2 separate regions of the Homo sapiens genome follow, and region 1 is linked to region 2. A link is a loop called in an ENCODE intact Hi-C map of the cell type or tissue named here. Cell type or tissue: psoas muscle. All regions are shown on one strand. Links, peaks and the distances in the headings refer to the core of each region. The heading gives the core; the rest is flanking DNA.

Region 1 (5,380 bases), core at 230-5,229, 50 kb before region 2:
TCTTGTCCCCGTCCTATCCTTCCCCCCAAGTTCCCAAAGTCCATTTTATCATTCTTACACCTTTGCATCCCCATAGCTTAGCTCCTACTTATGAGTGAGAATGTACAATGTTTGGTTTTCCATTCCTTAGTTACTTCAGTTAGAATAATGGTCTCCAGTTCCATCCAAGTTGCTACTAATGCCATTATTTCATTCCTTTTTATGGCTGAATGTTATTCCATTATATATATGTGTATATATACACATATATACCACAATTTCTCTATCCACTCATCGATTGATGGGCATTTGGGCTGGTTCCATAGTTTTGCAACTGCAAATTGTGCTGCTATTAACATGTGTGTGCAAGTATCTTTTTTGTATAATGACTTTTCTTCCTCTGGGTAGATACCCAGGTAGTGGGACTGCTGGATGAAATGGTAGATCCACTTTTAGTTCTTTAAGGAATCTCCACACTGTTTTCCATAGTGGTTTTACTAGTTTACATTCCCACCAGCAGCGTAAAAGTGTTCTCTTTTCCCCACATCCACACCAACATCTAATTTTTTAAATTTTTTGATTATGGCCAGTTTTGCTGGAGTAAGGTGGTATTACATTGTGGTTTTGATTTGCATTTCCCTTATAATTAGTGATATCTAGCCTTTTTTCATATGTTTGTTCACCATTTTTATATCTTCTTTTGAGAATTGTCTATTCATGTCCTTAGCCCATTTGTTGATGGGATTGCTTGTTTTTTTCTTGCTGGCTTGTTTGAGTTCCTTGTAGATTCTGAATATTAGTCCTTTGTTGGATATATAGATTGCAAAGATTTTTCCCACTCTGTGGGCTGTTTACTCTGCTGATTATTTCTTTTGCTGTGTAGAAGCTTTTTAGTTTAATCAAGCATTGTTTGGGCAAATTGTTACAAATCATTCCTGCAGGACTCCATTCAGCCTAGATAACCATACTTTTGGCCCAGTTCTCACAGAATTTCTACAGAAACCCTACCTCCTCAAAGTAATAAAAAGTTTGCATTACAATCGGACTAATATCAAAGAAAATAAAAATAACAATTGGGCTAATTATAATGATTACCTACATAGCTTTCTCCATTAACTAACTCACAACAGCTCTGTTAAGTAGTCAGGACAAATATTACCACCCCCGGTTCACAGCTGGAATAATAGTACTTGCATAATAATAATTCTTGAGGGATTCTTAAATGCTGGCACTGTGTTAATTTCTTTATATTCATCGAATATCCCCAATAACCCTACAGGTAGATACTATTATTTTCCCCATTTTCAGGCCAGGTAATTAATGAAGCTTAAAAATGTAAGTACCCTGCCCCCAGGAGTGCATAATTATTAAGTAGCAGAACCAATGCTTATATTTAAATCAGAAACACTCAGAAGTAGCATAAGAATTTAGTAAAAACGAAACACACCCTCGTGCAATCCGTATTATGTGGCCACGTGCCTACCAGGGTCAGCTGGATGGTACTTGTCTGCTAGAAGTGAGTCGAGGCAGAAGAATCAACACAGGAGCTGGAAGGGCCTCTGGAAATCAGCTGGGGACTAGAGACAGGTGTGCAGCCCTCGGTTTACAGAGGCTGTGAGACCAAGAGAGTTCCAAGACCTCCAGGAAAACATCTCCCTGCTAAAAGGCTTTCCCAACCTTTAGAAATCTATTCATTTTCCCCACTTTCCATCCTCTTTCTCTTGCTATCTCTTTATCGCTCCTCCTGCCTTCTTCCTTTCTTTCCTTCAGTAAACGTTTTTTGAAACGATGATGAGCAAAAAACGCCTGATCCAGTCTATGGCGCGTTTCGGTGGGAAGATGAACACGCCTTCCCAGCAGAGTAAAACGTGATTACACCAAGGACCGGTACCCTCTCCCTTCCCTCGGCCAGGTCCACGTCCCCAGGCGTCGGAGAAGGGGTTGGACCGCGCAGCGGGGCGTCAGAGTTGCCAGGCGCCCGGGGCAAATACCGGCAGCGGTGGTTGTGCGGTGTCCTAGCAACGGGGCGGCAGCAGGGCACACACACCGCCCAAGCCCGGACGGTGGCCGCGAAGCTAGGGCCACCATGGCGGACCGCAGGCGGCGGCTCCGGCCGGGGACGTTGGCCCCGGTGCGCGAGGGCGTGAACTGCAGGTCCAGGTAAACACTCAGCGCCCGGGCCGAGGGCGCATCCCACGCGGGCCGCGCGGGGGCGCCTGGAGACCCGCGCTTGCTGGGGCGGGGGCGAGGGGAGAGGTCCAGCCTGCCTTCCCTCCTCAATGCTTCCTGTACGTACAACATAATACGCTGAGATAACCAACGCTTGGCGCTGCTCTTTGCAAAGGATTTTTCCTGCTGTCATCCTCACAACCCCCGCCTCCCACGCCCCCAGGGATGTAGACTAATATCCCCATTTCTGATGGGAAAGTGATGGCCGCAGAGTCCGCTGCGGAGGCTGGTGCCCTCCTGCTAGCCACCCACCCTTTTCCGGCCTAGCCAACCAACTGTTCGCCAGATGCCCCGGGGCGCCTGGAGCCCTGTATCCGATGTTAGGCATCTGCTGCCCCTGGAGCCTTTGGTATCCAGATGGCGGCTGTGGCCAAGTGGAGCCCAGGGTTGGGGGAGCGCCTGGGGTGCTAGGGAGGTCTGCTAACATTTTGTACGGTTGTGGTAGCCTCAGAGCAGGAACAAGAAGGTTTTTGCCTTTACCGACTCCTTGACAATCTTTTGAGAATGGAATTCGTCTGTCTTGGAGACAGCACGATGTGGTGGTGAAGATTCCAAAGTCTAGAATCAGAAAGGCTTGAGTAGAAGGCTAGTTCTCCTCTTGTTTGCCTGGTGACCTTAGGCAAGTTGGTTGCTCCTTCTGGGCTCACTTTCCTAACTATAAAATGGGGCAATAACTTAGGAATCAGCTTTCTAAGATTGTCGTGAGGATTAATGGAGATAGCACATGTAAAGTTGTCACTGGCACATAGAACGTATCGTGTACATGTTAGCAATTATTCATAGTTGTTTCTAGCAGTTATTCATAAGAGCTTCTTTGGGAAGCTTCTCCCCCCCATTTAAAAATTTTGTTTTGAAATAACTGTAGGCTCACCAGAAGTTGCAGAAATAGTACAGAGGTCCCATGTACCCTTCCCCTAGCTGCTTACAGTGGTACCATTTTACATAACGATAGCACATTGCCAAACCAGGAAACGTCATTGGCAGAATATGCTAATTGAACTAGAGACCTTACTTGGATTTTATCAGCTCTTACTTGCACTCAGGTGTGTGAGTTCTGTAACATTTGGTCATATGTATACATAAAGATACAAAACTGTTCCTTCCCCACAGAGGAACTCTTAGTATTACCCCTTTGCTGTCACTTCTTTTCCCACCCCAGCCTTGTCAATCGCTAAGCTGCTCTCCATTTCTGTAAGTTAGTTCTTTTGAGAATGTTAGATAAACAGAATAATACAGTATGTAACTGTTTGAGACTGGCTCTTTTTCACTCATCATAAAGCCTCTGAGATCCATCCAAGTTGTGTGTATCAGTAGTTCATTTTTGTTGCTGAGTCGTGTTCCTTGGTGTGGATGTACCACAGTTTGTTTATCCATTCACTTGTTGAAGGACATTCAGGTTGTTTTGGACATTCCAGTTTTGGGGCTAATATGTAGAAAGCTGCTATCGACATTTGTGTACAGAATTTTCTGAGAACATACTTTTTCATTTCTTTAGGATACATGTCCGGTATCCTTTTGCAATTCTTAAAGAGGGAAATATCCATATATCATGTACTAGTGTCTGTGAAAACAGTAAATATTTAGAAAAATTGTTTCCAGTTTTATTTTATGGGCCAAGCAAGATTTTTCCTGAACCTAACATAATGCAGAATGGTAAGCTTATTAACTATGAGAGGCCATGTGGGGGAGAGGAAAGCCCTCCCTTTACACTGGTTGCCTTACTCTCCTCTTGGAACTTAGTTTCCTTATTAAAAAGAGGAAAGCGGTAGCCAGGCATGGTGGCACATGCCTGTAGTCCCAGCTACTCAAGAGGCTGAGGTGGAGGGATTACTTGAGTCTGAGAGGCAGAGGTTGCAGTGAGCCAAGATTACACCATTGCACTCCAGCCTGGGTAACAGAGTGGAACCCTGTCTCGAATTAAAAAAAAAAAAGAAAGGAAAGAAATGAGGAAAGTGGCTCGCGCCTGTAATCCCAACACTTTGGGAAGCGGAGGCAGGAGGATCACTTGAACCCGAAGTTTGAGACCAGCCTGGGCAACATAGCAAGACCCTGTCTCCTCTCTCTACAAAAGCAATTTAAAAATTTAGCTAGGCATGGTGCCGCACACCTGTAGTCCCAACTACTTGGGGGACTGAGATTGGAGGATCCCTTGAGCCCAGGAGTTTGAGGCTGCAGTGAGCTATTGAGCTATAATTGCCACTGTACCCTAGCTTGAGCAACAGAGTGAGACCCTGTCTTGAAAAAAAAAAAAAAAACAGAAAAAGAAAAGTGAAGAAAGTAGACTGGATTTCTTTTAGGATCTCTGCCAGTTCTAACATTCTATGAAGTTTCAGCTCACTGCCACGTACATTCCCCATTTTGAGTTGTATGGCTGTACTTAAACAAAAATATTTGTTCTCAGATTTGATTTCATGAAGTGCTTGGATGCATGAGTTAGTTGTAAATGTGCATATAATGAACTTTGTAAAGACATTTAATATGGAGGGTTACTTACTAATAAGTAATGCTGAATGGGTCATTAATCTTATGATTAGATGTAATTTCAGCATCTTTCTGCCATTTAGCTATTTAAGAGTGATCTGTTAAATGCAGAGAGTAACTTTTTGTTAAGTTCATCTTTTTGTGTCCTTTCATCTAGATCTTCACAGTAGAGTTGGGTTAAGCCCTTAAAACAACACCTACACATCTATGCAACAAGTAAGAAGTTTCTAGGACTCACTAGAGAAGAATTGGGGCCAGGCTGGAATCTCTTAAAAACACTTTGTAGCAATGGGTGTAGCAAGGATTAGATTTGGTGTAAAAAGACATTATAGATAAAAGGGGTCTGAAGGTGGAAGAGGCTTCAGGGAAGGACACAAAGACTCTAGAATTACCTAACTAAGGCACTGTAATATGTGAGGATAATGAGACGCTCAGATTCCAAGTCGTGGCTTTGGTGTTCGCTGGTTGTGTTAGGTTATTCAGGAGCTTGTTCTATTTTCCTTCCTGTTTGCCCATCTGTCTCTTCCATCTCATCTATATGCCCTAACTACTCAATGCTAACAGGGCGCTGGTGGATAAGGAGGCTGAGTGAAGCAGCTATATATATGGCGGTGGGAGAGGTGGAGGTTGTGAATGAGAGAGCAGATGATTTGTCTCCAGTGGGCAACCAATATGCCAATTGGGGCTCCTT
Region 2 (5,380 bases), core at 81-5,080:
AATCTCTTGGACATTTACAGCCTATATTTTGGTGGTACATGCTAGTGCTTGACCATTCTTGATATTCATTTATTCATTCACTCAATAAATACATATTTTGAGCCTCTACCGTGTAGGACACTAGGCACCCTATAGGTCACTGGGAGAAAACTATAAATTCCCTGCCCTTGTGAGCTTACAATCCAGTGAGGGAAACACACCTTTAATCAAAGAAGATAATATGGAGAGTGACATGGGCAATTAATGGGGTGCAGGGATGGAGAACAGCAGGGGGCAGGCCTGCGGAAGTGAGGGCAAGGGCCAACTTTGGTTGGGGAGGATCTCTCTGAGGAGAAATTTGGCTTACATTCTCTCTAGTAACAGTGTGCACCTGGTGGGAATTGGGAGTCTTTCACTCATGATTACAATTATTTGAATTGTATCTAATTGTGTGAGGAGCTGGAGTGCATGGCGTGGTCCGGCAGGTCTGACTGGAGGAAGCAGAGATTGCCAATGGCACCCATGGGCTCTTCCCTTTTCTGTGTGCCGGGCCCGCTGCCCCTGCCCTGGACTCTCCCTGACTCCACCCTTCAAAACTTGCCTGTTCTCCTCTTCCTTCCTCCCTCATATTTCCCTCCATTCTTCCTCACTTCCTCTTTAAGCCTGCAAGGTTTGAGTTCACCTTACTCCTTAGTCTCTTTGCTACTTACAGTGAGGCCAACAGACCAGTATCAACTGGCAGCTTGTTAGGAAAGCAGAATCCAGACCCCACCCTGGACCTCTTTGTTTATTTATTCATTCTCCTTTTATCCCAACTCCTATTCCTATACTTTTGCCCACCAAACCACTTCCTTTAATGTGTTAAGAATTGTTCCTAAATATGCATGTATCTTTGAAGCCTCAGTAGTGCTATTTTGAGTGTTTATGTATTTTCAACTTGCATAAATATTATTGTACTGTAAGTCATTGTTTCTTGCCTTTCTAGTCACCATTATGTATTTAAGATTTAATTACATTATGTCTAGATCTTGTTCATTGTTCTAACTACCGCATAGTATTTCATAGGCATCTATCGCATTTTATTTAGTTATTACCCTATGATGAACAGCCAGGGGCTTTGAACTTGCCGTTGGCCCAAGTAACACTGTATGTCCCTTATAGTCTTGTGCACATTTTTCCCTGGGCCTACATGTTGAGGAGTGGGATTGCACAGCCATTGGCTATGTGCATACTTAGCTTCACAACACTCTTCCAGAGTGTTTGTACCTGTTGGCTCTCCCAACAGCAGCACCACACAACTTCTTTCTAATATTTGTCTCTCTGATGGATGTAAAATGGCATATCATTGTTTTAATTTGCATTTTTCTGACTATCAATGAGTTTAAGCATTTTTTGTGTCTAATTTTATTCAGCCAAAAATTATTGTGCCTATTATGTTCCAGTCATTGTTCTGGGCACTGAGGAAAGAGCGTCCCTCGTCCATTTTTATATTGGATCTTGCGTCTTTTTCTTGCCAATTTGTACGAGTTCATTGTAGAGCTAGGTATTAATCTCTTATCAGTTTTAGACAACACAAATATCTTCCCCCAGTTTGGCTCTATCTGGTAACTGTTTATGGCACCCTTCATTGACCAGATAGCATCATTTTAATGAAGTCAAAATGTTTTTGGCCTCCTATGTTAGGCAATGTCACATTGCCAGTTTCCTGGATTTTGTTCTATTCATAGTTTTACCATTTACATTTAGGACTTTATTTCATCTGGAGTTCAGCATTTATGTGGTACAAAGTAGTAATCCAGCTTTATTTTTCTGTAGATAGTGAGCTAGTTGTCTAACACAGATCTCCCTTTTCTAAAGTTTTAATGACTTAGCATGACTGATGTCAGCCTTGAGTCTATTCTGGAACTAAGATGAGTCAGAGGTTTGCAAACAGTTTCAGTTAGAAAATGTCTCTGTGAAACCTGAAACTGGGCAGCTCCAATGTGACTGCTTTGCAGAGAGGTTGTACTTGTGGTTAATGTTATGTGGCTCCCCAGGAGCCAGAGGTCTGACAGCAATGGACAGGTGCTGAGGGTGATAAGTGCATTCCCCTAATGGAGAGAGGGGTTGCAGAGTTATTACAGATCAAGAACAAGTCTGAGAGTCACCACAAACACTGAAACACAACCATAAGGGTTCTCTAGTATAACACATCCAAATTTGCACACTCACTTCTAAAATCTATGCTTTGAAATTTGAACATAGTTTAAGAATCATCAGACTTCAGTGTAGCTAGGGTTTCAGAGCAGGTCCTGGGGATCAGAACACCGGGTTCAAATCCTAGCTCAGTCACTCATTAACTGTATGACCTTGACCAGATTACTTCCCTCCAAGCATTCCATTTATAAGGATGAGATAATCTTTATAAAGCACTTAGCCTGGTGCCTGCATATTTTAGTTATTCAATAAACAAAAACAATAAAAAGAAGGCCTATTAGATGATAGCCTTGACATTCCAGGGAATAGAAAGATGTCCAAGCTGTGACCAGCAAGGGATTTATGATCTAAACTAGGGATGAGACAAACCTCAAAGATACTGATACCATAAGAGAAAACCTGGTGTGATCGAAAGGATCCCATTAGGAATAACAAATCCCAAGGGTTCTACGCTCTCTGTGCCAGCAACAAAAGGACAAGACCAAATCTCTTTCTTATTATACCCCACTGTGGAGAGGCAACAGGACTATGCAGAGACACCTCTTCTACTGGCCATGTCTTCTCCCAGTGGTCATTATCTACTTTCTCTGCTTTTCTTAAAACTCCAGCCAGATTTTCTTTCTCCCACTCAGCTGATAACCTCATTGACTACTTCCTTTGTGGCACAAAATGTCTCTTATTTTCATTCTTTTCTTTTTTTCATGCCCTTCTAATCTCTTTCCTTCATTGAAGGCCAATTCTTCCACTGGCATTCCTGACCCATCTCCCTCTTGTGCCTTATGAAAGTCCAATGAAAAAATATTTCCTCTGCTTCTCATGTCTTCAAGCTCAGTCTCCACTGGCTCTTTCCTGCTCCCAATCGTGCTTAAATCTCTCTTGGTTTATAGGAACTGCCCTGAGTCCTGGTCTATTTCTTTTCTTTTTCTTTTTGGGGGGGGGGGGTTGGTGGAAGGTGGGGGGGGGGGGTCTCCCTGTGTTGCCCAGGTTGGTCTCGAACTCCTGTCCTCAAGAGATCCTCCCACCTCGGCCTCCCAAAGTGCTGGGTATCCTGTTCTATTCTTAAGCAACCCTTCAATTTCTCTCCAACCTATTGCCTCCACGTTTCTCAAGAGAGAGATAACTCAATGCTGGACTTCTTATCCTTTCACAACATTTATATCTTAGCATTCTGAAATCCAACTTCCACCCCCACAAACACTCCAGAGCTACTGATGGCCTCTTATGTGCCAATTGCAACCATTTTCCCTTCAGTTCTCTATCAACTTCAGTTCTGCAAAGCAATGCCTCCATTCCCTCTCCTGGCCACCTTCTTGAACTGCTTTTCTTATCTGATTTTGGTTCTCCTTCTTCTCTGGCTCTTCCTTCCCACAGTCTTTAGTCTCTCTGACTTTGCAAACAGAGTTGCTTTTCATTGTTCTGTCCTCATCCCTCTAAGCCAGGATTGAGCAATCTTTTCTTGCATAAGTTTAAAGGAAAAAATATATAATAAAATAAACTTTAAAATATCCATCTATATCTATTCATACTTTATTAAATAGAATAATATCAATTAGAAAACGGGTTCTACATTATGGCCCATAAAATATAATCTCAAGACAGAATTGCAATATAAATAGCAACATGGAGGCAACTTCCCAATCTTTCTTCTTGCAATTGTGTCAAGGGCTCATCCATCCTTCATTTCTCTTTATAACATTAATCTTTACTATGGATTTAATTACCACATCTCTATGCAGAATTTCCAACATCTCCAGCCTTGATCCTCTTAAACTAAAGAAACCGAGTTCCAACTTCCTGCTCGTGCCTCCAATTTAACACGTCCCAGCAGAACTCATCATCTTCCTCCTTTGTCCGCACAACCGTTCTTGCCTTTTTTGCTCCCTGACAACACTATCTTCCTAGGCACTCACAGTTTTCTATATGGAGGCAAACATGATTGTTTTGCAAGTGTATAGCGATAAGCATGGGTATCATCAGTGCGGCAAGAATGTTTTTAGGATATGTGGCTATGAACCTTTAATATAAACATATGACTATGATTGGAGCATTTTTTAAAAGAGCAGCAACACAGAAATTAATGAGCCAGCACTTAAGTTTGGAAAAGCCAAAAGGAAGGCCAAATAATGTTCTTTAAAAATGTTGCATTAGCTTCTTGGGATTCCCAAAGAAAAAAGTAAATTAAAAAAAATGTTGCATGATCAATATGATACAATGTAAAAATAATTCTGATGGGTTGAGAAAATAATTTTTGGTATTATTTTAAATAAATGAATGGACATTTATGACAGCAATAAATATTAAGAGCCTTTTAGGTATTATAAGTGAATAGTGGGGCTTACATCTGAAGGATTTTACAGATTCTCTGGGATTTTTATCCCTTAGACAGGAGTCCCCAGACCTTGGTCTGAGGCCTGTTAGGAAGCAGGCTGCACAGTAAGGAGGTGAGTGGTTGGCAAGTGAACATTACAGCCTGAGCTGCACCTCCTATCAGATCAGTAGCGGCATTAGACTCTCATAGGAGCACAAACCCTATGTGAACCGCACATGCAAGGGATCTTATATTTTTATCAGATTTTTTGAGACAGTCTCCCTCTGTCACCCAGGCTGGAGTGCAGTGGCATGATCATGGCTCACTGCAGCCTTCACCTCCCAGGCTTAAGTGATCCTCAGCCTCCTGAGTAGCTGGGACTATAGGCGCCACTGCCTTGCCCAGCTCATTTTTGTATTTTTCCATAGAGACAGGGTTTTGCTATGCTGCCCAGGCTGAAAGAATCTTATTTTATACAGTGACATTCATTCTCTTAAAAATATAGCTTTACGGTTACTTTTTATTATACATAAAATGAATTTCAAGGAACGGTAATATCCACATGGGCTAAAAATGCATATGGAATCTACGTAAGAAAAATGCCAATAATGCTCTAGGGTGAAATTACCTGGGGCTTTTAATTCATTCATTCAACCTGTACTTCTAAGCGCTCACTCCGGAGAGGTTACAGGTGCTAAGAATTCAGCAGAGAACAAAGGACAACCATCCCCGCTGTCATTTACACTCTGAAGGGAGGAAAGAGAAATTAAACCACAGACACACAGATTATAGAGTGTATTAGAAATGACGCCCTAAGTGCTAATGAGAACAATGGAGCAGGGGAAGGATATAGGGAGTAGGATTGTAATTAAAACTGGGATTGTCAAGGAAGGGCTG

What was found. A loop is a pair of places that touch in the nucleus more often than their neighbours do. Peaks named below come from ENCODE experiments on the same cell type or tissue, not always from the same donor. Only the 100,000 strongest peaks of a DNase experiment are listed, where the experiment ranks them.
Region 1: it touches region 2 in a loop (2.7-fold over the local background); 24 of 110 quality-filtered maps call a loop at or near these places.

The regions. Positions count from the first base shown.
Region 1 is chr4:76,249,682-76,255,061 of GRCh38, forward strand. It overlaps FAM47E (family with sequence similarity 47 member E), which reads left to right and starts at 2,040. Exons shown (of 8, transcript NM_001136570.3): 1 at 2,040-2,139. The coding sequence starts at 2,066. FAM47E-STBD1 (FAM47E-STBD1 readthrough) reads left to right here and starts at 2,040. Exons shown (of 7, transcript NM_001242939.2): 1 at 2,040-2,139. The coding sequence starts at 2,066. LOC105377286 (a long non-coding RNA gene) reads right to left here and starts at 1,996. Exons shown (of 3, transcript XR_938897.4): 1 at 1,427-1,996. In psoas muscle, for the core only: a CTCF peak has its summit at 2,157; a DNase peak (open chromatin) is centred at 2,030; H3K4me3 peaks cover 2,282 bases; H3K27ac peaks cover 1,711 bases.
Region 2 is chr4:76,299,636-76,305,015 of GRCh38, forward strand. All of the region lies in intron 6 of FAM47E-STBD1 (FAM47E-STBD1 readthrough), which reads left to right. Among named protein-coding and RNA genes, the nearest start is that of STBD1, 4.4 kb to the right of the region's middle. RefSeq lists an enhancer at 1,775-1,919 and a cis regulatory region at 1,842-1,852. In psoas muscle, for the core only: no CTCF peak of the experiment used is centred there; a DNase peak (open chromatin) is centred at 2,016; H3K4me3 peaks cover 1,185 bases; H3K27ac peaks cover 4,661 bases.